Linked DNA regions of Mus musculus: regions 2, 3, 4 and 5 are each linked to region 1. The links are chromatin loops, found by intact Hi-C in ENCODE. Cell type or tissue: heart. All regions are shown on one strand.

Evidence for each region. Hi-C counts contacts between places; a loop is a spot of excess contacts. Peaks named below come from ENCODE experiments on the same cell type or tissue, not always from the same donor. Only the 100,000 strongest peaks of a DNase experiment are listed, where the experiment ranks them.
Region 2: it touches region 1 in a loop (3-fold over the local background); 3 of 42 quality-filtered maps call a loop at or near these places.
Region 3: a loop joins it to region 1, with 2.3 times the contacts of the local background. A loop is called at or near these places in 5 of 42 quality-filtered maps.
Region 4: it touches region 1 in a loop (2.7-fold over the local background); 3 of 42 quality-filtered maps call a loop at or near these places.
Region 5: it touches region 1 in a loop (13-fold over the local background); 3 of 42 quality-filtered maps call a loop at or near these places.

Annotation. Positions count from the first base shown.
Region 1 is chr1:33,811,897-33,816,896 of GRCm38, forward strand. It overlaps Zfp451 (zinc finger protein 451), which reads right to left and starts at 2,699. Exons shown (of 15, transcript NM_133817.3): 1 at 2,442-2,699; 2 at 1,831-1,914. The coding sequence starts at 2,462. In heart, a CTCF peak has its summit at 2,527; a DNase peak (open chromatin) is centred at 2,605; H3K4me3 peaks cover 2,466 bases; H3K27ac peaks cover 1,737 bases.
Region 2 is chr1:33,670,782-33,675,781 of GRCm38, forward strand. No RefSeq gene overlaps it. Among named protein-coding and RNA genes, the nearest start is that of 1700001G17Rik, 3.5 kb to the left of the region's middle. In heart, a CTCF peak has its summit at 1,891 (motif pointing right); a DNase peak (open chromatin) is centred at 2,960; H3K4me3 peaks cover 228 bases; H3K27ac peaks cover 127 bases.
Region 3 is chr1:33,754,676-33,759,675 of GRCm38, forward strand. It overlaps Bag2 (BCL2-associated athanogene 2), which reads right to left and starts at 3,075. Exons shown (of 3, transcript NM_145392.2): 1 at 2,904-3,075. The coding sequence starts at 3,016. In heart, a CTCF peak has its summit at 2,947; a DNase peak (open chromatin) is centred at 3,056; H3K4me3 peaks cover 2,976 bases; H3K27ac peaks cover 3,410 bases.
Region 4 is chr1:33,880,959-33,885,958 of GRCm38, forward strand. It overlaps Bend6 (BEN domain containing 6), which reads right to left. Exons shown (of 7, transcript NM_177235.3): 2 at 2,483-2,690. The coding sequence starts at 2,602. Among named protein-coding and RNA genes, the nearest start is that of Gm38471, 8.7 kb to the left of the region's middle. In heart, CTCF peaks have their summits at 2,669 and 2,869; a DNase peak (open chromatin) is centred at 2,663; H3K4me3 peaks cover 574 bases.
Region 5 is chr1:34,432,974-34,437,973 of GRCm38, forward strand. Ccdc115 (coiled-coil domain containing 115) reads right to left here. Exons shown (of 5, transcript NM_027159.2): 4 at 4,754-4,885; 5 at 3,697-4,637. The coding sequence ends at 4,525. Mir5103 (microRNA 5103) reads right to left here and starts at 226; the gene lies at 148-226. n-TEttc1 (a tRNA gene) reads right to left here and starts at 1,910; the gene lies at 1,839-1,910. In heart, no CTCF peak of the experiment used is centred here; DNase peaks (open chromatin) are centred at 288 and 2,028; H3K4me3 peaks cover 2,669 bases; H3K27ac peaks cover 2,659 bases.

The DNA of each region.
Region 1 (5,000 bases):
CACCACTCTGTTATGCATATAATCTTGTTTTAAATTACCAGCTAAAAATCGGAACCAAGTAAACCAAGAAGTTCTATTATAATGTAGCTTGTATCTGGACAAGTCTGGCAGAAAACAGGTCTTCATCTTTACTAGACAGGAACTACCTGAGGGACAGTGTATTACAGAGCGTCTCTAGCTTCTGTCTTGGGCTGTTTGCTGCCGTGGCACAGCAGTGGTGTTTATTGGATAGGGTTTCACTACACAGAACACCACAGGCCTAGAACTTCCCAAGTAAAGCTCAGACTGCCTTCCAACCAGGATCCTTCCACCATGACCTCCTCAGTGCTAGGACTCTAAATGTACCTTACAGTAAAAGTAAGCTATCACTAACTATCTTTAAGTGATAGCCCTTACACATAGGCAGCTTTATATATTATACATTCTTGATTCTTAATGCAAAGATAGACCTACCTTTACGCTTAAAATAAAATTTAAATATTACTTTTAAAACTCAGATCAAGACACCTGAATTAACTTGTTACAAAATATCATGGTATCTTATTTCACAAGATATACAACCAAAAAAATTTACTTTTTGAATCTTACTCTTTCCACATTCTATCAGTTTCTCAAACGGCCTTATTGTATAATGAAGAGCCTTTTGCATGAAACATCAAGGTAAATATTCTGTTTACAAATATATGTGATCCATGAACAATCCAAAATAATTGTCACAAAAACCTTTATCATACATAGTTTGTTGGAGGGGCACTACTAATTACCAACATTCTTCTTTCTCCAAAGTACTCTAGTCTATTAGGAAGAAAGGGACAAGACTCAATGTATCCCCAACCTAACTCCAGATCCTCCAAGCTCAAAATGAAAAAGACGGACTCCAATAGGAAAACTGCCAAGAAAATGATTTTATGAAGGCCGCCCCTCCCAATCCCACTAACACACCATACCCAACTGACCGCCATCAGGGCTCAATGGTGGGAGGATGGTCTTTAATAAGCATTAGTCTACAGCTGGTCACAAGGTCAACAAATACATCTGGGCTGACCAATAAGAACTAGAGAGCTTCAATGCCAAGCTCAGCTAACTACAGCATCCCAAGGAGAGCTGTATAAAGCAGGGATGTTCTCTAGCTACACACTACTTAAGAAGAACTGATGTACAAACTTAGCCACTATAGGTGACAATCACCCAAAGCCGTTTCCCTTCCCTCTCACCATCACTTTAGGACTGGCTGGGAGATCCCAGGGTCCCTCACTGTATGTCAAAATAACAATACCTAGGCTCCAGCCTGGATTTCTGATTCAACAGATCTGGAGGGGGCCCAGATCTTACAGCTTCCACTCAACGCTGGAGAACACCTGCTCCCCAAAGGAACAAATGTAGAAAAACAGCAGTGTTTCAGGTGACACAGGCCTCCCCATTGTGACCAACAATTTTCTGTGATGTAACAAGATGACCTCAGACGTTAGGGAAGTCCTCAGCGATTAGAGGATACATCATGCTAAGATGCAATGTTCTTTGCAGGCCTTACTTCCAACCTCCTGGCATTAACTAGTCCTGTGTGTCTTCTTTCTTGGACAGAAGTTAAGCCCTGGGCAGTACCAGGAAGCACAAAACAATTCGGATGCCTACTCCAATTGTTCAGGTAGCCCCAAGCACTGAGGTATCCCTTAGGGTGAAAGTCCCCAGCATCAGTGTGCGACAGCTATTCGCCATTCATGACTATCTGTTGAGTCTGTTGAGTGATGACTGCCTGTCTGGTGGGGCTTAATCATACAATGGCTTACCACACTTCACTCCAGCAAACCGCGATTGTCTGTCTCTACTTACACTAACAAACTGAATGTCATCTTCGTTTTCATCCGTGGTAGACTCTGATGCCTCGGGCCCAGCTGGTGGGACAGATTCTATTATCTATAAACAAAAGCCAAAACACGCTTATCGATTCAGCCACAAGATCGCAGGAAGAAATTCTCCCCAAAAGGATCGATTAAAGACAAAAGCCCCTGAGGGGAAGCAGCAGGACCAAGCGGAAATCCAGCCCAGGGAACTGCATGGAGGAGGCCGGGCGTGCTAAGCCGTCTTGGAGCTGCAGAGACCTAGCTTCCCAGGCGAGCTGCCACAATTCCCCTCCCCGCCTCTTACAGGGGCAGGGATGCAGGCTCTAAACCCCCGGGGTCGGGGATGCAGGCTTCAAGTACAAGGCCAGCCTGCCTCCAAGCCCTTCTCACCCTCGGGGCTGCGGCTGCTTCGGCTAGGGCGGCCAGGGGCTGGGGGCGGCCGGACCGCCATTGTTGAGGACTCCACGCAGACGTGCACCAGGCCCGGAGGCCCCGCACTCGCCCGAGGCCGCCGCCCGGCTGAGCCCAAAGCTGAGAAGACAAACCAAACCTTTCGGGGTCGGGCTCGGCGGAGCCAAGGCCCGGGCCGCCACCACTCACCTCCGGCCCTGGGTCTCCCATTTCTCCCACGGCCTGTCAGCACCACGCTCCCGCCGCCGCCGCTGCTGTTCCCGACGCCGCCGCCACGACTTCCCTCTCGCCCGGCGCCGCGCGACCCGCCCTGCGTGAGCGCCCACGCAGCTGACGCCTCAGGCCGCGGGGACGCCAAGCTGCCGGACCCCAAGCGCGGCCTCACTGCCGCTAGCTTCCAGCGCCGCTTTGTACGCTCCCCGCCTTCCTCCCGCCCCGCGAGGGATTCTGGGAGTCGTAGTTTCCGCCGGTCTCGAGGCTGACGACCGCGTGGCGGGGAAAGGTGGCGAGGATCCGGAGCTCGGCGCTCATCTGCATCTCCGGAAGATGGCAGGAGGAGGTGGTGAGGGTCTTGATGTAGTTTTGAGTCCACGCCAATTCTCGTTCCGCTGCCGCCTTTCACTTAGAGACACTGACAGGAAAAGAGCCCCACTGGCAACAAGCAAGGCAGATGAAAACATGGAAGACTTTTTCCTCCCAATTACATCTTGGCAAAGCAAGGGCAAGAGCTTATATATGGCATTCCTGAGAGGTCATTAATTCTCGCAGAAGTCTCACAAAGGGGCTTCCTTGTTGTCCACAGGTTCCTGTAAACTAAAAGTAGCATTACTGATAAGGTTCCAGAGGGCTGCCCCTAGCCTTTCCTGTTTCTCCCTTGTTCTTTTCAGGCTAGGTTGAGTTGATAGGTTAATTACTTGGAGAGTGGAACACAGAGGTGTGGGCAAAACAGTCCTAGTAATGTCAGTTAACCCTTTCAGACCTTTAGTGATCATACTGCTATGAAAGCAATGCTCAGTGGTCTTTGTTTCGGGCCAGAAGGAAGGATGGATCGATAGATGGATGGATAGGTTTAAGTGAAGTCCAAGACCTGAAGCACTTGAGCTACTCAATCTCTCTCATGTTTTCTATCTCCCGGTGCTAGTAAATATTCAGTCTCACTCAAGGACCAGAGAGAGGAGCAAGGAGTAAAACTAGAGTACAGAGTTCAGCGGGAAAGTAAAAGCAGCTAAATCCCAGGGGTATAATGTAATTTTTCAAGATACACTTGGACTCTTATAAAATAAAACCGAGCCGGGCCGGTGGTGGCGCACGCCTTTAATCCCAGCACTTGGGAGGCAGAGGCAGTCGGATTTCTGAGTTCAAGGCCAGCCTGGTCTACAGAGAGAGTTCCAAGACAGCCAGGAATACACAGAGAAACCCTGTCTCAAAAAAAAAAAAAAACAAAAAAACAAAAAGAAACCCTGTACCAAAAAACAAACAAAAAAGGTTAAATAGATATTTCCTTTGTCAGTTGCCGCTAGCTACCCTTCTGTGAATGTAAAATGGTTCAGACCTTACTGACAGGGTTGGAGCCTGTGTAGGGTTTAGGGGAGGAGATACTTTTTATATAAGCAAAATTGAAAATTGGACCTGTGATAGAGCTCTCTCTCTCTCTCTCTCTCTCTCTCTCTCTCTCTCTCTTCCCCTCCTCCTCTCCTTTTCCCTCTCCCCCTCCCTTCTCTTCCCCCTTGTCTGGGGTCAGAGATTGGGCTTGCAGGAACAACAGAGAAGCAGCTGGCAGGACACAGGTAAAACAGTATTCTAGGAAAGAAGCTAAGGAGCCCTCTTGGGTTTGGAGGAGCTAAAGAAAAAGGTAGACTGGCTTGGAAGAATGACACAGAGAGATTTCTGAAAAGCCAGCAGTTTCATTGTAGAATCGTAGAATCGGGCTTGCAAATAGATGTTTTGTATATGGTTCAGAAAATAAAATTACCTCACTGAGTGAGCTAGAAGGGTTTTTTTTTATACCTCCTGTGTCTTTATTGGTATAAAGATGAGATAATTTAAATGGTTACACTGTGCGGAACACCATGACAGTGGATGAGGAATTCTGTAAGACCCTAGTGTTGGCAGAAACATCACTTGCAGGAAAGACAAATCCATACCCAGAATAAAGATCTACTCCAGCAAAGACAAAGTGTTCTCCTTTCCATGGAGGAAGTGAAGTGGTCCAATAGAGTCCAGCTGCTGAAAGATCCTGACAGAATGTAAAAGGTCACAGAAGCCCTGAAATTGGCAAGATAGATGTCACTGTTAGCAGAACTAGCTTCACTGATTTAGAAAAATAGAGGTGCACAATGCTCTGGCCACTCCTAGAACCCGTGTGTCTGCCAATGTTCTGACTGTTCCTTGAACCCATGTGTGTGCCCACTGATGAAGCCCATTGCCAGGTGTTTGTGATATTGGTTGCTGGGGAAGAGTCGGAAAATCTCCCCAGCAACCACAGCCGGGGCCAATCTGGAGTTGTTGCACCTGCACCAGACTCTTTCTTTGTACCCCTCCCATACCCATTTCTTGAGAAATCGTTTTAGAATAGATATTGTTTAGATCTGGAAATCCCCTACTCCCTCCTTCTCCTTTCCCCCCTGAGGGCCTATAAAAACTGGGACCCCTTTCCCCTTGGGGTCGACTCCTCTACCCTTGCGTGGGATACGAGTTGTCCCCAGAGCTCTGGCTTTCCCCGAATAAAGCCTCATGTGGTTTGCATCA
Region 2 (5,000 bases), 140 kb before region 1:
ACACATAAAAGAACGGTGACTTCCAAAGGATTCCTGACAGGGGACTCCATTCTGCCAACCTCACTGGCCTGATTTCTTTCGTATGACAGTAGGGTACTCACTTCTCCTCTGTGGCCTATATACAATTATCATCACCAAATCCATAGACACTCCTAAAATATATTAACTGCCTTGTGTGTGTGTGTGGGGGGGGGGGGGGGCTGAAGCACAGAAGGAGAGATACCGTGATTAGAATGAGGACACCATGGAAATTTAAGTGAAATCACAAAGAATAAAAAGAAAACAAAACTAAATATCTGAATATATAAAAACATAAAGCTGGGCGTGGTGGCGCACGCCTATAATCCCACCACTTGAGAGGCTGAGGCAGGCGGATTTCTGTGTTCAAGACCAGCCTGGTCTACTGAGTGAGTTCCAGGACAGCTAGGGCTACACAGAGAAACCCTGTCTCGAAAAAAAACAAAAAAAAACAAACAAAACAAAAAAAAAAAAAAAAAAACATTAAATTGTGCAGCTAACAAAACAAAACAAAACAACAACAAAAAAAACATTAAATTGTGCAGCTAAAAAAGTCCCCAGAATTATTTTTCAGTCAGAAAGAGTATGAGTTTATTAGAGAAAATGTTAACAGGAACTGAACAATTAGCTCATAAAAGTATGAAAATGTTTATTACTACTGTCGGCAATGAAATTTTTTCCTTGCAAAATTGGCAAATATTTCACAATAAAAGAGCTCACTGTTGCCACATATGTCGTTCCCTTGAAGTCCCACCCTCATTCCTTATGATCCCCATATGGTGCCATTATTTTCTCCACACTCTGATTATAAAACAAGGTCTCACTATGTAAGCCAGGCTGGTCTGAAATGGCACGTGTAGATCTGGCTGACCTTGAACTGACAAAGAGCTGCTTCTGCCTCACCAGTGCTAGGATTTAAGGCACGTGCCACTGTGCCCGATTTATTTTTATGTTTATAACCCTCTACCACAGACTTTTCCAAACATGAACCACTAAAAAATATTGTCTTCTTTAAAAAAATGCACCTATGAGTCAGCCAATTTTGTAGTTTCAAATGATTTAAGGCTTGTTAAGAATTCCCTGGCTATTTGATTTTAAGCTTTTTTTTTTTTTTTGACAGCCACTTTGATTTCTCTTCATGTACCCCTTTATACTATTAGGGTCCAAGAATTGCTAAAGAGAGACCCTAGACTCAAATGGCATGCAAAGGTGCTTATTCTGCAGAAACTGCCAGCAAACAGCATGGCATGAATGGTCAACCATTCATCCAAATGTCAACGGCTTGAGGGGCTCATAAGCCCCCTTTGATGCAGGGCTAGGGGAATTTTCCAGAAGGGTAAGGTAACCTCTAATGTGATTGATAGGAGTCAAAGCAGTGCCATTAGGACAAGTCTGATTGGCTGCTATATTAGTTCTATTATATTTAGTGAAACCATGAAGAGTTTCAGAGACCAGCTTGGCTGCGGCCTTGTTATCTCCTCTGGCCAGGTGTCCCAGAAATGGAATCAGCTGGAGACTTATCCTCCCTAAGTCAGGGCTGTCACTGATCAACGGCCCATTGTCAGTGGCTTCCTTTGAGGAGCTTGGTTTGCTTCCCAGGGAAGTGAAAATTCTTATCCCCAAGGTGTTTGGACCTTTCAATACAATCTCTTAAACGCCTACCTTCAAAGTTAAAATATGACATAAGTAATGTCATTTTATGACTAATTCATAAAGAACTAGAAAAAATATGTTTAACCACACAAAAATCTTATTATGCCATGGAATAGCTGCCTTTACAACATACCAAAAATCTATTTTGTTTTTGTATATATATATTGGTAGGGGTGGTTTTGAGTATTTATGTGTTAAATGCATTGACAAACAGAGGCCAGAAGAGGGCATCAGATGCCCTGGGACGAGTTACAGGCTGCTGTAATTCACCAGGTGGGGGCTGGGATTGGAACCTGAGGGCTCTGGAAGAGCAGAGAGTGCTCAGGACTGCTTGAGCCATCTTTCCATCCCCCTAAAAACCTATATTTGATCTCAGAGAAGAAAATAGGCTGAGTCTATCAGCTATGCCAGCGTCGTAATTTCCTAGTATCAGGGTAGGTCACTGCACACTATATAAATTGTTTTCTGTATCCAGAGGCAATTGGAAGGTTGACATCCCTGTCCCAGCAATGATATGGACATCTCAGAGATGCTGTCAGTGAGCTCTCATACATCCATCTCATCAACAATGATGGATTAATATAATGGCCCCGGCAAAAAAGACTGAGCAAACTATGGACACTGATTTCATAAAGGGAAAAATATATATATACACAAGCACAATTTTACTTTCGCTAAACCATAAGCAGTCACAAGCAGGGACGACTGTGCCACTTCTGTAACCACAGCTCCCGGATTCCAAGAGCCTTTAATAATTATTTATGAAACGAGATTGATGAGTCCTGGAAAGATGCTGGGTTCGGCTTCACATTAAACAGATGGTTTGAATCAAATGTGACTCTAACCTAAGAAACTTCGAGCACTCATCTGAAAACTGTATACGCATTCCTTCTGGAATGACTCGGCTCCTCAGTTTATCCCAGAATAAAGCACAGAGCACCTTTTGCAGCATAATTTCCATGAATCATTGCTGAGCACCAAGCACGGAGCCGCTGCTGGACAATACCAGCTGCAGACCGTCTAACCCAGCTGGCATTCACCCGTAGTTGACGTCGTTGCCCCAGAACTATTGTGTGGTGCATTACACAGTTGAGGGTTTAGTCGCCATATTTGGTTAAGTCAGAGTGCATCCCTGTTCTTTTCCAGTTTGGGTTATGTTATCCTAAAGGGAGGATGTGCTAAGGATCTTTACCAAGAGAGCATCTGTGACCACAGCCCTTCCAGCCCTGCTCACATGGAGTCACAGGAAAAGAAGTCTTTCCAGCAGAGTGGCTGACCCATAAAAACTTGGCCACCTTCTGCTCCCTCCACCCTCCTGACTTCATTTCCTATTTCCGAGAGTTTGGCTATGGAAAAAGTCTAGAAACAACCATCCCGTTCTTTCTCCCTTGGCTTCCATCAGTGAAGGTCAAGAGAGCAGGAGAGGAAACATTCCCTTAAGAGGTACTACGGGGAGGAAGAAATGGCCTCCCAGATATAAGCACGGTTTCTTTTATTCTGGAAACATCAGAGAGCCCTACTAAGTGCCAGGCAGTGTTTTCTGACGGAAGAGCCACACACCTCTACCCTCTAGAACTTTATGGTCTAATGGGAAACGAAATAAACAAACTAACCTATGAATTAATATAAATAGCTGCCAAGCAATAAACAATTCAACCAGAGAAGGAGTATGCATAGTGTTTGGAGGAGCCTTAGAAATTCTAGATTGAGTGGCTGGGGAAGGCTGGATAAGCATGTGACTACGAAGCAACGACAGTAAGAAAAGTAAGGATTTTATCTTTGTACCTTTGAAGCGTGTACCAATGGGAAGATTGTTACAGTCTTACAACCCTGTGATATTGGAACAGGAATATTCAAGTTAACTGAGCAGAACAGAGAATCCAGAAGCAGTCCCACACCTATAAATAAGCCTACATGTGACAAATCCACTGCTCAAGTCAATGGAGCAAAGATGGACAGTTCCAAATGACACAAGGACAAATGACTGACTGTGGGAGAGCAGTTTTATTCTCTATCTCTCACTACCCACAGATACCAACTCCAGCTAGTGGAAGACCTACTCAAGAGAGACAAACTAGTAAAACTTTCAGAACAAATATAGACATGGTCTTTATACTGTTTCGCCCCCAAAGAAGTCCTTAAACAATGCATGATGTTTCAGGCACAGTTGGCAGGCACCTGTACTCTCTGCTATTTGGGAGACTAATGTAATGAGATGGCTTACACCTAAGGTCTGGAAGCCACTTGGAACAGCACAGCAAAACCACATTCAAAATGGGGGTGTGATGGTTTGTATGCTTGACCCAGGGCACTATTAGGAGTGGCACTATTAGGAGCTGTGGCCTTGTTGGAGTAGGTGTGTCACTGTGGGCGTGGGCTTTAAGACCCTCATCTTAGCTGCCTGGAAGTGAGTCTTCAGATGAAGATGTAGCAGCCTTCACTAGCAGCCTTCAGATGAAGATGTAGAACTGTCAGCTCTTCCTGCACCATGCCTGCCTGGATGCTGCCCTGCTCCCACCTTGATGATGATGGACCAAACGTCTGAACATGTAAGCCAGCCCCAATTAAATGTTGTCCTTCTAGGAGTTGCCTTGGTCATGGTGTCTGTTCACAGCAGTAAAATTCTAACTAAGATGGGGCAGGGGTGGGGGAGACACTAATAAAAGCAGTGGAGGCTGGAGAGAGGGTTTAGTAATAAAGAGCATGTACTTCTCTTGCAGAAGGCTCCAGTTCAGTTCCCAGCACCCATATCAGACAGACAGCAACAGCCTTGTGACTCTAGCACAAGGAGACCCAACCCCCTTTTCTGGACTCATGTACATATGCCCATACATAGACATACACACACACATACACACACACGCACAGAGAGAGACAGAGAAACAGACGGAGAGAAACAGAGAGACACACAGAGAGAAAGAGAAAGATACAGAATTATAAAATAAACTACAAAGAAGAAAAATATTAAACAGTTTGGAGCTGGAGAGCAATGATGCCCGTGCAATGAATTGAATGTCCACACTGTCACTGAACTGTACACTTAAAATGGACAATTCTGTGCTGTATATCTTTTAACCACTTTAAAAGCACAAGCTAAAAAGTAACAGGTCCCAAGAGCGGATAATGAAGGTGAATATAAAAAGAACAGATTGATTTGGGAAGATACATTAGAATAAAAAAAAAAACTAAGTCTAAAATTAAGTACACACGTATTCTAATATCCACAGAATTGGAACAGTTGCAACCAACACAGAATTAATATCCAAATATAACTAGTAAAAAAAAAAAGGCGGGGCTTGGGATATGCCACAGTTAGTAGAATGCCTACC
Region 3 (5,000 bases), 57 kb before region 1:
TCCCTCAGTTTCTTCCACCCCTATCCCCGGACAGGGTCTCATGTGTCCCAGGCTGACCCAGAACTCCTTATGTAGCCCAGGATGACCAAATCCTCACAACTCTAGGATTTGGGCTACAGGCATGAACCACTATGCTGGTTTTCTGAAGCCAGAGATCAAACCTATGTTTGTGAATGTGCTAAACAAACATCGTTCCAATTAAGACCCATCGCAGCCCAGCGCTCTCATTGCTAAAAGATAATGCCTTCCTTTCCCAGGGGCTTTATAAGGTTGAAATTACAGTGGTTGAAATTACAGTGTACACGAAAAGTGTTCCTTCTAAATTACAGACTGTTACTCCAAATTAAGTATGGTGTCAACTTGCTTCGTGGGTCCTGGAACACTGGCGCATCCGAACAGGAACCTTAAACAGTAAGAAACCAAAGCAGGCGGGTGGCCCGTTTCCCTGGCTCCCGCTGGCAGTCACCCTTTCCTGGCTGAGTGAACTGGAAAGGAGCTGCTCACTGCGGGCGGGATCGGTTTTGGGAGATGTGTAAAGAGCCAGCCTTCCAGCCCTGTCAATCATTTATCCCTCCTTGGCCAATGTCCAAACCCCAGGCCCGGAGCAGCTACTCGATAACTGGCACGTTCTAGGTCTTCAAGGTTTACTGAATCAAATGCTAAATCGATTTTCCCCTCCTTTAGTAAAATCATATTCATTCATATATCAGCTGGACAGTTTGAAAAGTGATATTCAAGACCAGGACAAATGGTGTTGGTCTGAGCAGCCGGTCTCCCCGTGTTCCTAGGCGAAGTCCACTGCTCTGGACTGAGACACACTGTATATATCTGAGCTTCAAGTTCTCATCTGTACAATACAGATAACGGTAACTCCCACAGAGACACGCGGCCTAGCCTACAGACTAATGCTAACGTGGATTATTTACAACCACTGAAAAGTACAGTATTTAGCCTCAGCATGTGCAGAGTCCCCATAGAACTGGTCATGAAAATCAGGAAAGGACAGGATTATCTTTTTAGAGAAAGCACCACAGGAAAGGAGATGTAGTAAAAAAAAAATTTTTTTTAATGTAAGGATATTTTAATGTAAAAATGTTTTTAATTGTAATATTATAAGCCATTAAAAACCAATGGCACCCTTTACCAGCTTGTAAAACTGGGCTAAACATTTAAAAGCATTTTCAATGCCCGGAAGATCAGTGCATCCTGCAGGACAGAAAGCCTTGGGTGTGGTTTCAGTCTTACAAGGGAGCAGGCTTTTGCTGTTCACAGAACCCATTCACCTGAATGGAAGATGCGCACTGGCGACAATCCAGTGATTTCCGGTAGTACCCCGTCCACTGTTGTCCTCAGACGTGTACACTAAGAAAGCTAGGGGGAAGTCACAGGAGCATCGTCCCCATTTTTAAAAAGTCTAATTTTGAATACTGTCATGCTCTGTGGCACTGTCCAGATGGCTTCTAAAAAGGGCCCCTAAGCCTTACCAGGCAGCATCTCTTTCTATTTCTTTGCCCCTTCTGACACACTTACTTCTAAGTGCTCATTACATTTTTAAGGGAGAAACAAGACTTACAGAACTCTGCAGTTACTGGTAAAGGCCTTGAACCATTAAACACAGAAATAAAACCCCTTCAGCGCAACTGTTAATAAGTAACGTAATTTAATCGCTTATGTTTGGTAGTCAGGATTCCTTTGATAGTAATCAGACACTAGAATGTCTATGCAAACTCCAGACTTTCAAGAGGCCCCCAGGAGAAGAGCAAGGACTCGGCACACAGGCTTGATTAAGTAAAGGTTCAGAACAATGACTCAGCTTGAAGAGTCACAACTTCCTGAACCCTTTCAAGAAAAAAAATCGGAGCAGTTGGGAATATACTGTCAAAGGTTAGAGCCTACCTCGCACAAGGAAACATTCTCGCCCCCTTTCACAGCGCAGGTCCCTTTGTCTCCCGGAGTTGGGGGATATAGGGTTCAGGTTTCTTTTGTGGCTACTCCACAGTCAGTGAAAGTTTTCTCACCTTCTGGCTCTTTTCTCCTAATAGTAACAGTAATGAGCGCCTCCCGTGTAACGAACACTGCTTGCATTTTTTTTTTCCTGTGCAGACACACTTCCCTGTGTTTGGTGGCTGCGTGGAGGGAGATTCATCTCCCTCTTATAATTTTGGGTCATAGTGTTCTGCTTACGCAGAACCCGGAGAAAACTAGGGAACAACGTGTGTGTCAGGGCATCTTGATAAGATTTTCATGGAACACCTGCACATGATCAAAACTTGCACAACTTTGAAGACATTAACATTTCCACCAGATACATAAGGCTCACGTGGTTAAAGCCAACCAAGTGTTCACAGCATTCGTTAGTAGTATTCATGAGTTAGAAATTTTACGACAAGGCTGTCCCCGTGTCAGAATCTTAGGGAGAGTGTGACTCCTGCCTTTGGTGTTTTCGGGCCTGCGATTGGCACTTCCAAGGTGTCAGCCGTGTCTTCTAAATGTACAACAAACACGGACAGACTGCAGAGGGCATTGCACGTGGTTGAGAGAATGAAGGATGGTATCCAACTTCGGTGTACCTCGCGCGGTCTCTCATGAGTCCGATTCTCGATGATCCCCAGGAGGGGCCGTCCTGGATACTACCACCCCCCCCTCCCTTACACTTGTATTACTATGAAGTGATCTGGGGCAAAGAAACTTACTCCAGTGTGGGGTGAGGGGGGGGGGGGCACACCAACCTGCTGCCTCCCTCCTGGAAGCAGAAAAGTTAAAGGCAGAGGGGGACCGCGCAGAAGATTCTGGAAGTTCTGCAAGCCGCACTCGCTCGCCAGTCTGCCGGGCCGGGGGAGGGGAGCCCAACCGGAGCGCGCCCCCGCCCGCGCTCGCCCCTGTGCGCGCCCCGCGGCCCTCACCTGAGCTCCAGCTGGTCCAGACTCTCCAGCAGGCGGCTGGAGCGGTCGGCCATGGAAGACGAGCGGCAGAAGCGGCCCTCGTGGGCCTTGGCGCTGATCTTCGCCTGGGCCATGAGCTCCGGGGGTCCTCGGCGTCCGCGGGCAGCAGTGGCGCGAGCCGCACGTCGCCGTCACCACGGGCGCCGCTGACGCGGACGGCACCGCCCCCACCTCCCCGGCTCTCCACCCCCGAGGCCGTGCGGCCAAACAAGGGCAGGCGCGGTCGCAGCCGCGGGCACGCCAGGGTGGGGGACCCTGCCCCGGCGCCCAGGGCCTCGGCCGGTCCTCCCAGCACCCACGGTTCACAGCAAGGACGAAGTGGGTGCAGCCCGTGAGAAGAGGAGACAATCCAGTGCACCCTAGGGCAGTCTCTACTTGTTCGACCTGTCCGGTGACCAGGCAGGCTCGGGAGAGGACAGGGAAAGCCTAGACCACAGGCTCCAAATAAGGAGAAGCCAAGTGGATCCGTGTTGTCTCCCCTTTCCAATGAAAGGATTATTACTATCACACATAACTTGTTTAAACCCTCTGCGAATGATATTCAGTAGGCTTAGATGTCAGAAGCTGCAGAGGTCAGTAGGTCTGAAATACGAAGCCGCATCTTAAAGTTGTGTTTTGTCCTCTCAGTGTACAGGGTACAGAAAATGGGAAACAAAGTACATTTACATCCTTTACCCAGAACTCAAAGCCATTAGATTACTGAACAGAGACAAGCCCCTTAAGTACAGTTTCTAATCCTGTCCCCACCACACCCCGAACACATCTTAATACTAATAAACGGTGGATTATCTTGGCTTCATTAAACACTGTCATCTCACGATACAACCGTGAAATCTGAACATTTTGTGGACATCTTGAAAGTCTGAACTTGGGCAGGTCTCAGGTCTAATGCTCCTCTGGAGGCTGACAAGTTGTGTAACGTGGGCCAGGGTGGATTCAAGGCTAGGCTGGGTAGCTTCAGCAAGTGTCAAAGGAAAAATAAAAGTGGCCGCAGACATAGCTCTGTTAGGTTGGCAACGAGGCCAGGCAGATGTGGTGGTTTGAATGAGATGCCATCTGTGCTCTCTAGCACTTGAACACTGGGGAGGCCTGGGTGTGGCCTTGCTGAAGGAAGTGTATCACTCCCCGTGGGCAGGTTTCAGAAGACCAAGCTATTCCCAGTGTCTCTCTGCCTCTGCTTGGGTTTGAGATCTGAGTGCTCAGGACATGTCTCTGCAGCCATCATAGACTCAGACCCTCTGTATCTAAGTCCAATTAAATGCTTTCTTTTACAAGTTGTCTTGGTGGAGGTGTTTTATCACAGCAGTAGGAAAGTAACTAAAATGGCAGGGATCTTCATATGTTTGTTTAAATGTCTCCACACGTTGAACACGCACAGAGGCATCTCCAGTCTAAGTTACTACGGATATGCTCCTGTCTAATGACACGCCTATGCTCTTTTCCTTATATAAATTATGACTTTAAACTGAGCATGCTTTGGAATAGGCATGTTCCTTCATGAATATGTACAGGATTCCTGAAAGAAAAAAAAAAAAAATCCCTCAGTGCTACCTGAGCTTGTGGAGAGCTTTGCTTTGGTAATGGCTCTGGAACTCTTCCTGCCTGGTGCAGGTTGCAAATCTTTGTCTTTTGCATCCTGGCGGTGCCTAGTTTGGCTTCACAATCAGCAAAACAGGTAATCTTTAGTCACCTAGCCTAGAATCACCCTGGGCTCTTTCACTCTTGTATCCTAGATACAATCCATGAATAGGTACCAGTTCTACCTTCAGAATCCTCCTTGATCCCACCGACTCGTCCTTACCTGGATGACTGCAGAGCCCCGTGTGCTCTCTCACATGTGTCTTAAAGAGCCTCTCCCATCAACACAGCATTCAAGCACAGTAGGCTGTACCATAAGCTCTCCCAAACCTCCAGTGGCTCATCAGGGTAAACAAGGCAGCATCTCTCAAAGTCAGGGGCCATCTTGTAAGCTTTTCACATGGCTCTTTCGACTCTTTGCTTAAGCTCATTTACCAGTGAAAATTTCCCTGGATGTTAAACATGTCTTCTGAGTTGAGC
Region 4 (5,000 bases), 69 kb after region 1:
TGAACACAGATTTGATAATAAAAGAAGAGGACTCTCAGGCCCAGGATCTTTGGCAAATAAAATTTCTGGCTGGACTGAATTTGCAATAGAAACCAGCAGAATTATGTAGTTTGGAAAGCTATTAAGTTTTTTTTTAAAGATTTATTTATTTTATGTATATGAGCACACTGTCACTCTCTTCAGACACAACAGAAGAGGGCATCAGGTGCTATTGCAGATGGTTGTGAGCTACCGTGTGGTTACTAGGAATTGAACTCAGGACCTCTGGAAGAGCAGTCAGTGCTCTTAACCACTGAGCCATCTCTCCAGCCCCGGCTATGAAGATTTTAAGGACAGCAAATGGACAGAGAAAGCACCACTGGACTCGGGAACACGAGCTTTGTTTATCCCTGAGCAACTTCAAGCCCACACTAGCAAGCTGCAATAAGACATTCAACGAAAGCCAGAAATATGGATATTAATACTCACTATTAATAAGAAAGTATACATGCAAAAAGGCCTGCGTGCTGCTTGTGAGCATGCTGACTGTGGGGACCTTCAGAAAGTCATCTTATGTGTCAATGAAATGTTGGGAAATATCCTTGCCATGCTCCAAGACTGGAACTTTTGCTGGACCTCACAGCCAGAGTTAATAATACATTTGGACTCACTTAAGATTGCTAGCCTACTGTCTGCTCAGTTTAAAATAAACAAACCACCCAACCAACCAAACAAAAGCCGTGCCTCCGGTGGTGGCGCATGCCTTTAATCCCAGCACTCGAAAGGCAGAGGCAGGCAGATTTCTGAGTTCGAGGCCACCCTGGTCTACAGAGTGAGTTCCAGGACAGACAGGGCTATACAGAGAAACCCTGTCTTGAAAAACAAAAACAAAAACAACAACAAAAACTAGTCGACCTCACTTGTCTTGGATTTCCCATGTAATATGCCTTTACCACCTAAGCTAATGAGTAGCTATTATCTTAAATGGTGTGCTCTGCCATGCCTCTGACCCAAGGTGATGCATGTCTATCACTTGCTAAAGGCAGCCGATACAGAGGTTAAAAGCTACCAGAAAAGTCAAAAGCACCTATTTATGGATACTGGTTGATAAACAATGACATTTGCAGAACTGTTTTTTGTCTGGGTCAGTTGGGATCAATTGGAGCCAGTGACTTAATCCCTTATAAAACTCTGTTAAAGATTTCTGTAAAGTATCCCATGTCTTCTTGTGTGATGCTTTCTGTGCTGGTCAATAAATACAGAGCAAGCCCTTTGTCAGGGGCAGAGTCCACTCACAGCTACACACCAGACATACATAAACACCGTTAGTCACATGCAGAAAAGACAGACACCCAAAGATATAACAGACAGACACAGAAGGACAGACACAGGGACAGATTCACAAGATCACCTTCAGGCTGACACAGACTCTCATACAAACATACAGTCAGGAGACCCAAGGAGCATGAAGTAGAGAGTTCACATTGGACTCTCTTGGCTAATGTCTCGAAGGGAAATTACTGGTGAGTTGGAGTTAATCACTAATGCGTTTAATCCATGCCATCTTATAATGTCTAGTCAAATGAATAGAAACAAACAAGCAATTTCGAAACCACAAGTCATCCTCCTATGTATTTCATACAGATATAACCTGTGGGGTATAGTTATATTACATTAATGAATTTTAGTTGTTCTAGCCCGAAAAATAACCAAAAGTGGATTCCTCTATAAGCTGATGGCAATGTTGATTTGTTTCTCTAGAGAACATGTTTAACAATTTATATGCACCTCATAATATCAAGTCTTGTGGATAATTTTGGAGAGTGCAATGCTTTTTGAAAAAATCAGGAACAAATTAAGATTTCTATTATGATTTTCATGTGCTACTAAATGATATATATGTAGTCTTTTACAGTGTTTTATAAAGTGGGTCAGAGGTGGGGATATGAGGGAGATGGTACTGTTTAAGGACATGTGAATACAGCATGCTACATGCATTATAAAACACGTAAAAATGTATAAAACATGTATAAAATGTGGGACTGTATAAAGACATTCAAATAAAAATACAGGATGAACATGTCGGTAAGTTGTTCAAAGGAAAGGAGGGCAATGGGGTAGTGAGGAACAGCTGTGAGCTGAGTTCTAAACAGAAGAGCAAAGAGTAAGTCTTACTGAAGAAACGCACCAATTTCCATAAAATATTTTGGGAGGAAAACCATTTTCAGACAGTTTGATGATCTTTTGTTTAGATCAGAAAACAAACTTTGAACAATGTTATATCTGGTGCTGGCTGAAATGAAGTAGGAAAACTGTCTACTGTCTGTGTTTCTAACTTAACCTTAAAAAGAGAACAGAAACTATATTCCCTTGGTTGGATAAAGAGTTAAAAAGGACAAATTACAGAAGATGGGGGAAAGTGCCAAGAAACAACGAGGAACAAGGCTGAGAATTGCAGAGGCAGCTGAGGTAGATGAGAAGATTAAATCAACAGAACACCGACCTGTGCTTTCTCCAGAGCACTATTCGCATTTTCTGAGTTTGCTGTCTCTGTCCGTTTCCTCTTTCTTTTTCTAAGAACTTGGTTGTCGGTGATGTCATCTGTCTGCAAGATCTTCTGCATTTTCTCAATTAGTCAGCCCAGGCTTTCCGGAACGGCGATGGCAGAAACGCCCATGTAGGTGCCGCTGTTCTGCATGCGGTTCTCGCTTCTTAAAAACAAAAACAAAACACAGGGGGCCTCAGCCTGCTGCCGGCTCAGGTGAGCGCCTTTCACGGAAGGTGCCATGTGGAAGGGGCCATGTTGTTGTCTTTCTTACTGGCCAACTTCCCGCACATGTTTACTTGACTCAAAAAAATCCAGCTTGGTGCTGGAGACGTGGCTCAGTGGTTAAGAGCACTGACTGCTCTTCCAGAGGTCCTGAGTTCAATTCCCAGCAACCACATGGCGGCTCACAGCCTGGGATCTGAAGTCCTCACAGATGTGTCTTACGACGGCTATGGTATACTCACATACATAAAATAAATAAGTCTTTTTTGTTTTAAAGATTTTATTTATTTTATATATGTAAGTACACTGTAGCTGTCTTTAGGCACACCAGAAGAGGGCATCAGATCCCATTACAGATGGTTGTGAGCCACCATGTGGTTGCTGGGAATTGAACTCAGGACCTCTAGAAGAGCAGTCAGTGCTCCTAACCTCAGAGCCATCTCCCCAGCCCTAAATAAATAAATAAATAAATAAATCTTAAAAGGAAAAAAAAATCTATTGCAAGGCAGGGGATTGATACACAGTAGCAGGTCATACTTTAAGAAACAAAAGAACCCATTCAGCTTTGTTACCGCCCTCAAGCTGCTCATGTGGTCAGGTGCGGCTAGTTGGCTTTAAAAACTTCAAACAGTGTAAGAACACTTTCCATCTGCCCTTCTTGTCAAGTAGCCATGAAGAATCTACAGGTTTTAAAAATTCTAGGTGTATGTAAACATCATCACACAGAACTGAAATTATGCACTTCTAGGAAAATGTATTAATAATAGTTGACAACATCAGGATGGAGGGTAAACATATTCCCAAGAGACCAATAAGAGTTGCTTAGACCCGAGTTTTGCTTTAAAAGGTGTTTTTCTTTCTGAAAACTCTGCAATCTTATGATAAGAGGTTCCCCTTGTCCCAAACTAGTTGAGTCTATCAGTAGGGTTGTAATGACAACATTTAACCTTGGTTATGTATAGCTGGTGATGCACATTAGGTCTTATTTAATCTTCAGAGTATTTGCTTCAATTGGTTTGTTTTCATAAGCATTTAATTATACGTAATAAAACCAGAGTCAGATTGAGCATATGAGTCTTCATGAAATATATAGAATATTGAGCACCCGGTAATATTTTGCTTCTTATCAAATTACTATAAATGTATTAGCAAATGCACTACTCAAAAATTTTTATTCACAAAGTTTATAATAAAACACTGGAGTCCAGCATCGTTTTGAAAGCTATATTTACTAATGTGATGAGTGAAGTTTTCAAGATAACATTATAGTTGGGCATAGGGTACACACCTGCAAGCCTAGCACTTCAAAGATGAAGGCAGAGGGTTTCATGTTCAAGGCGAACCTGGGTGACACCGTGAAATGTATTTTCTAAATTCTGAAATAAAATAAAACATAAACATACAAAAAGAAAAAAAAACCAAACTGGATAGCATTTTGGTTAGCTGGGGTTCAAATTGAATGTTTGCTCACATAAAAATAATTTCTAATGTTATGTGTGTTTTTTACGTGTGTGTGTGTGTGTGTGTGTGTGTGTGTTCAGGGGCACACATGCCACAGTTGCTGGGTTCAAGGGATTGAACACGTTTCCAGGCTCATTGATTTTTTGATTTCTTTTTTTTTTTTAGATTTATTTATTTATTATATGTAAGTACACTGTAGCTGTCTTCAGACACTCCAGAAGAGGGCATCAGATCTCATTACGGGTGGTTGTGAGCCACCATGTGGTTGCTGGGATTTGAACTTCGGACTTTCGGAAGAGCATTCGGGTGCTCTTACCCACTGAGCCATCTCACCAGCCCGATTTTTTGGTTTCTTAATGGCTGACATTCAAACTGAGTTGAGATGAATTTTCTTTGCAGCTTTAATTTGCATTTCTCTGATGGCTGGTGAGATTTAACATTTTCCATGTGTTTAATGGCACATCTGTTCGTTTTACTTCCCCCATTATTGATGAGTCTGTTTGGTTCCTTGTTTGAATTTTGATGAGGACTGCATTGTCTCTGTGGGTTACTGTTGGTAGACAGCCATTTTTGCAATATTAATAATACAGCACAAGGAAGTTCTTCTCTGGTCTTACCTGTCCAGTGTTCTAACGCCCAGCCTCCTAAGTGCTGGCTTTTCAGTGTGAGCCACCAAATGCAAATACTCACCTTCTGTGCAAGCCCGTAAGGAAAGTTTATATTTACGTATTTCTTCTTTCGTGATATCTTTCACACTGATAGAAACTGGGATATGTTGATACCAACCTAC
Region 5 (5,000 bases), 620 kb after region 1:
CTCGCGGGTCCGGGACTTCTCCCAAGTCGGGTGGCGCCGGTACGCCTGGACCGCCTGCTGGCTACTCGTTTGGAGCGCTGAGACACCGAGGCAGAGCACAAACATTCAGACACTTACCCACCGGGTTCTGACTCAACGGCTCGGGGGTCCTGGGGGCCTCAGGGGATCCCGGATGAGCCCCCAAATGTTATGCCCAGATCCTAGGGTCCCCAAAGACCACCAGAAGTCGAACTCGTATGCAAAAGCAAAGAGTCTTTATCCAAGTCCGAGCTCAGACCCTCAGGCTCCTCCGACGCAGCGGGGTAGCAAAGAATGCCGGGAGCGCTGGAGGTTCAGCTTTTTTATTGCAGTTACAGCAGGGTGAGGAGCTTATCCGCTTGGCAGGCTAGAGATTGGCTAACAATCATTTCCGTTGTCTTAAGCAATCTATCTATAGGCTCTGGAACTTTGGGTGTTTTCCTGTTAGAGTCTAGGGTGGCTCCTTCCGAAACAGTTTGTGGTTTCTCCAGTAATTGGAGTTTACCTTGAAGACAGGGCCTATTGTATAAAATGGAGGCCTGGATACAAGACGGGAGTCTGCCTTGTCAAGCTGGAGCCCTTCATAGAAAGTGAGGTTAAAGAAAGAGGGTTAGAGGATAAGAAAACTGCCGAGGAAAATCAAGACACAGAGAGATTAGTTCAAAACACAGCTGGGGTTGGGGTGGGGGTGGGGTGGGGAAGCAGAAGTTGCTTCCAAAAAAAAAAAAAGAAAGAAAGAAAGAAAGAAAGAAAGAAAGAAAGAAAGAAAGAAAGAAAGGGCAAGGCCAGCCAGGTGAGAGACACAGGTTGTGCTGCCGTTGAGACAAGCTCACACTTTGAACAAGCCTCAAATCTAGTTTTGGGAGCCCCAAGAAGAGGAGGGAGGAGGGTACAGTAACAACCCGGGGAGTTCCAGTGTCTCCTGCCATGGACTGTGGTAAGAGGCAGTACTCTAAAACTTTCAAGTGCAGAGGGACAGAGGCAACTCCATCTTCAGAGCAGACCACCTCAGCCCCGCGTTAAACCTCGGGTTAACAAAGGCAAATGCACAGAAGTCTTGGAACGTCACTCTGGTATAGTGTTCTTACGTTTGGTCCTCCGTGCACGCGTAGACTCAGAAGTAGAGCCCAGAGAAGTGATGCACACCTGTAATCAGGAAGCAAGACAGGAGAGTTAAGTTTAAAAGGCCGGCCTAGGTATATACAGGGACCTGTCTCAAAAAACAAAACAAAACCTGACAAAACAAAAACAAACAAAAAACGTTTGGAGACAGTTCCATACTGGAGAGAGGAATCAGGCACAGACAAAACTCAAAAACAAGCAAACACATCCACTAGCTTGCAGTGGCGGCTCACAGCCCGGTGCGGCGAGCACTTCCTGCTAGCGGGATGCCACCTCTGCTTCCTTCTCCCTGCTTTTTTTCTCAGTCTCCATTTCTGTTTGCTTGTTCCACTCAGGAACAAGAAATCTTTTACTCCGGGCCGAAAATATGGGAAGGGGCTAGCAGTAGAAACCTCCGTATGGACAACCCACAATGTTATCTCGATATTTTAAATATTACTTTTAACTTCAATATCTATAGTTTTGCATATATAATGTAAATAATAGTTGATATAATTAGCTGAAATAAGCTACTGCTTGACAAAAAAAAAAAAAACCTAGTTCATAGGGTTATGAAGAAAGCAAAAGTCTATTCGCAGATCGATGACCCCTATGGCCCCAGTTTCCTGAAACTACGCCACTGTTTTGATGCGAGGTGTTAGGAGCGGCAACAAGACACGAATAGCAACGAATTATTTACAAATCATAAAAAAATACTGTTCCCATACCGGGAGTCGAACCCGGGCCGCCTGGGTGAAAACCAGGAATCCTAACCGCTAGACCATATGGGAGCTGCCGGCAGGTGTCTCTCCTTTGCTCTTATGTTACCTACGTCATTAGGGCCGCTTGTGCAAACTCCACCCTCCAAAATCTTCAGCATCTTCGCTTCCCAGGAAATAGTGACGAATGCCCGCATCCGGACGCTGCCGGAGCCCGTGACCCGAAAGATAGAACTTTTTCCGTGCGTGGGAGTGTGCCTAAAGTCAGTAGCCAGCAGCCGAGGGCACAGTCTTCACCCTATCCCAGCAGCCACAGCGTCGCGCTTCCCAGAGCCCACCACACCCGAAGCCCAGCCACGCAATAAATGCCTTTGTGTCTGGTTCTAGATTTAATCTCGTGACTCTGGTGTGATTAGCGTTCCAGGAGAGGTGGTCCTCAGGAAGAATTTATGGCCAAAAATTTTGTGGTCTCGGTCCTCTCTTCCATGTAGAGATGTCACTTTACTGACAGAAGAATGCTAAGAAGCTCGGTGGATGCCTTTCATGCTTCCAAAACTGGGAAGGCAAAGACTAGTGGGTTCTTGCGAGGCCATAGCCCTTCTGGTTTACAACTGTGCCCATCTCAAATTAAAAACAAAACGAAGGAAGAGGGTCCTTTTCTTTCTAGTCATAACAGCCCCACATATACAGGCACCGGAGAGCTAAAGGGGAGAAGAATGTGCTGTCCCAGGTTTGTAATTCTTCTTGCTGTTTATCGTTAAAAATTTGTAGCTTTATGAGATAATTTTCGGAGATACACAGCCAGAAATGGACGGTGGTAGAAAAGCTGGGTGCCGGACTCACTTAACATCCAACTGAAACCCCAGAAGTTCATTATGATTCCTTTACTACTGTATTAATACAATCCCAAATCCAAAAATCACATAAATTCCACTTTCTTTTAAAAACTGATTTAAGAGCTGGTGAGATGGCTCAGTGGGTAAGAGCACCCAACTGCTCTTCCGAAGGTCTGGAGTTCAAATCCCAGCAACCACATGGTGGCTCACAGCCCTCTTCTGGAGTGTCTTCAGACAGCTACAGTATACTTAAAAAAAACCCAAACCTAAGAGGGTCTGGAGTGATGGCTCAGTCATCAAGAGCACCCCCAGGGGGGTAGTGTGTAGAGGATGAAAGGGGGAGCCACACACCTTTAATTCCAGCACTAGTGAGACCTCTGTGAGTTTGAGGCCAGCTTGGTCAAGAGCAAGTTCCAGGACAGCCAAAGCTACATAGAGAAACCCTGTCTCAAAAACAAAAACAAAAAAAACCAAACCACCAAAAACCAAATAAGCAAACAACAACAAAAGAGCAAACCCTGTGTCTTAGGGTTTCTATTCCTGGACAAAACATCATGACCAAGAAGCAAGGTGGAAAGGATTTATTTAGCTTACACCTCCAAACCGCTCATCACTAAAGGAAGTCAGGACGGTCAGGAAGCAGGAGCTGATGCAGAGGCCATGGAGGGATGTTCCTTACTGGCTTGCTCAGCCTGCTCTCTTATAGAACCCAAGATTACCAGCCCAGAGATGGTCCCGCCCACAAGGGTCCCTCCCTCCTTTCTCACTAATTGAGAAAATGCCTTACAGCTGGATCTCATGGAGGCATTTCCTCAACTGAAGCTCCTTTCTCTAACTCTAGCCTGTGTTAAGTTGATACACAAAACCAGCCAGTACACCCTGACTATTCTTTGGAGGACCCAGGGTTTCCTAGCACCCACAGGAGACATAGGGCCTCTTCTCGCCGAAGGGCAGAAGACACCACATGGTACAGACATACACTGGGAAAGCCCCCATACACTGAAAATAAAATGAGAGCTCTGTGACACTTACTGTAGCTTTTACTTTATTCAATTTTTCTGTACAAATTTCTGTTTTTACAATTCATAAGTAGAAAAACCAATATAAGCAAAATTAACAAATTAGGAAGAAATATTTACACCCCACAAACAATTACATTCCCCTTCCCAACACAACTGGATAGCTCAGGAAAAAAACGTGAAGCAAGACACAGTTTCCAGGTGAGAGAATGCACCTTCAGCAAAGCAGCTGGGTCTCACTTCTATAAGCTAAGTGCAATCAGGAAGGTCACCCTGATTCCCCGGAAGAATGAGTTATTTTTCCTTTTATAACAGAAGTAATATTTCCTGCTAGCTATTCTGGTATTTGTGTATTTGTGTGTGTGTGTGTGTGCTGTCTTGTCTATAAACTTCCCAGGGCTTAAGTGATCCTCCTGCCTCAGCCTCTAGAGTTGCTGGAGCTACAGGCACGCGCTGCCACGCCCAGCCTGAGGTACTTTTATTGACTGGAATTGTCCTGATCTACCTTATGTTTCTAGACTCCCTTTCTTCTCTGTCACCATTTCTGCAGGGCTTCACTATCCCAGATGGCTGCCGCAGGTTATTCACACGTCACTGTCATGCCCTGAGACCATGGCCTAGAACTAGGTGCTCTCTACACTGCTCAGCTTTGCTTCATCAAACTTCATAACTCAACTTCATGCCTCGAAAAGCTAGAAACCGCGCAGACTAAGGACATTTCTAGGTGGGGCATCAGCTGAGACAGGGGCTGCTTATAAAAAGAAGAAGGCCTGAGGTAAGGTGGTAGCATCCACGGCAGCTATGCTCAGTGCCTCCCAATGTGGATGCAGGTCAGGCAGGCCCAGGGTCCAACTCCTTCAGTTTTTTCTGGAGGCCTCGAAGCTGACTCTGACCCCAGTTGATGCGAGTCTGGAGACTGGCTATATCTGCAGCCAGCTGTAGGCCTGGTGAGAGAAGAGGAATGTCATCATGGTAAGATCCATGGAGTGCCGCCCCCCCAACCCCTAAGACTGCAGGGGTGTTAGGCCTCCCTAGCCAGTACAATAGTCCTAAAACTCACCATCCCGGAAGCTGGCTTGGGCCTGCCGCAGACTGTGAGGAACCAAAATTCCAAACCAGTTCAAGGGATCTTGAGGAACTACAGCAGATCCTAACTCTTTGGTCTTGGTGGGGCCCTTGCGCCTGCGCAGAGCTGAAAGAAAGGCCATACAGTCCTCATGACCACAATGAGCTTAGTCCAAGTTCATGATTCTGAGAAACACTGGAGGTTAGCTATTTCCCCAACCTTCTCCTGTGTCTGGAAATAG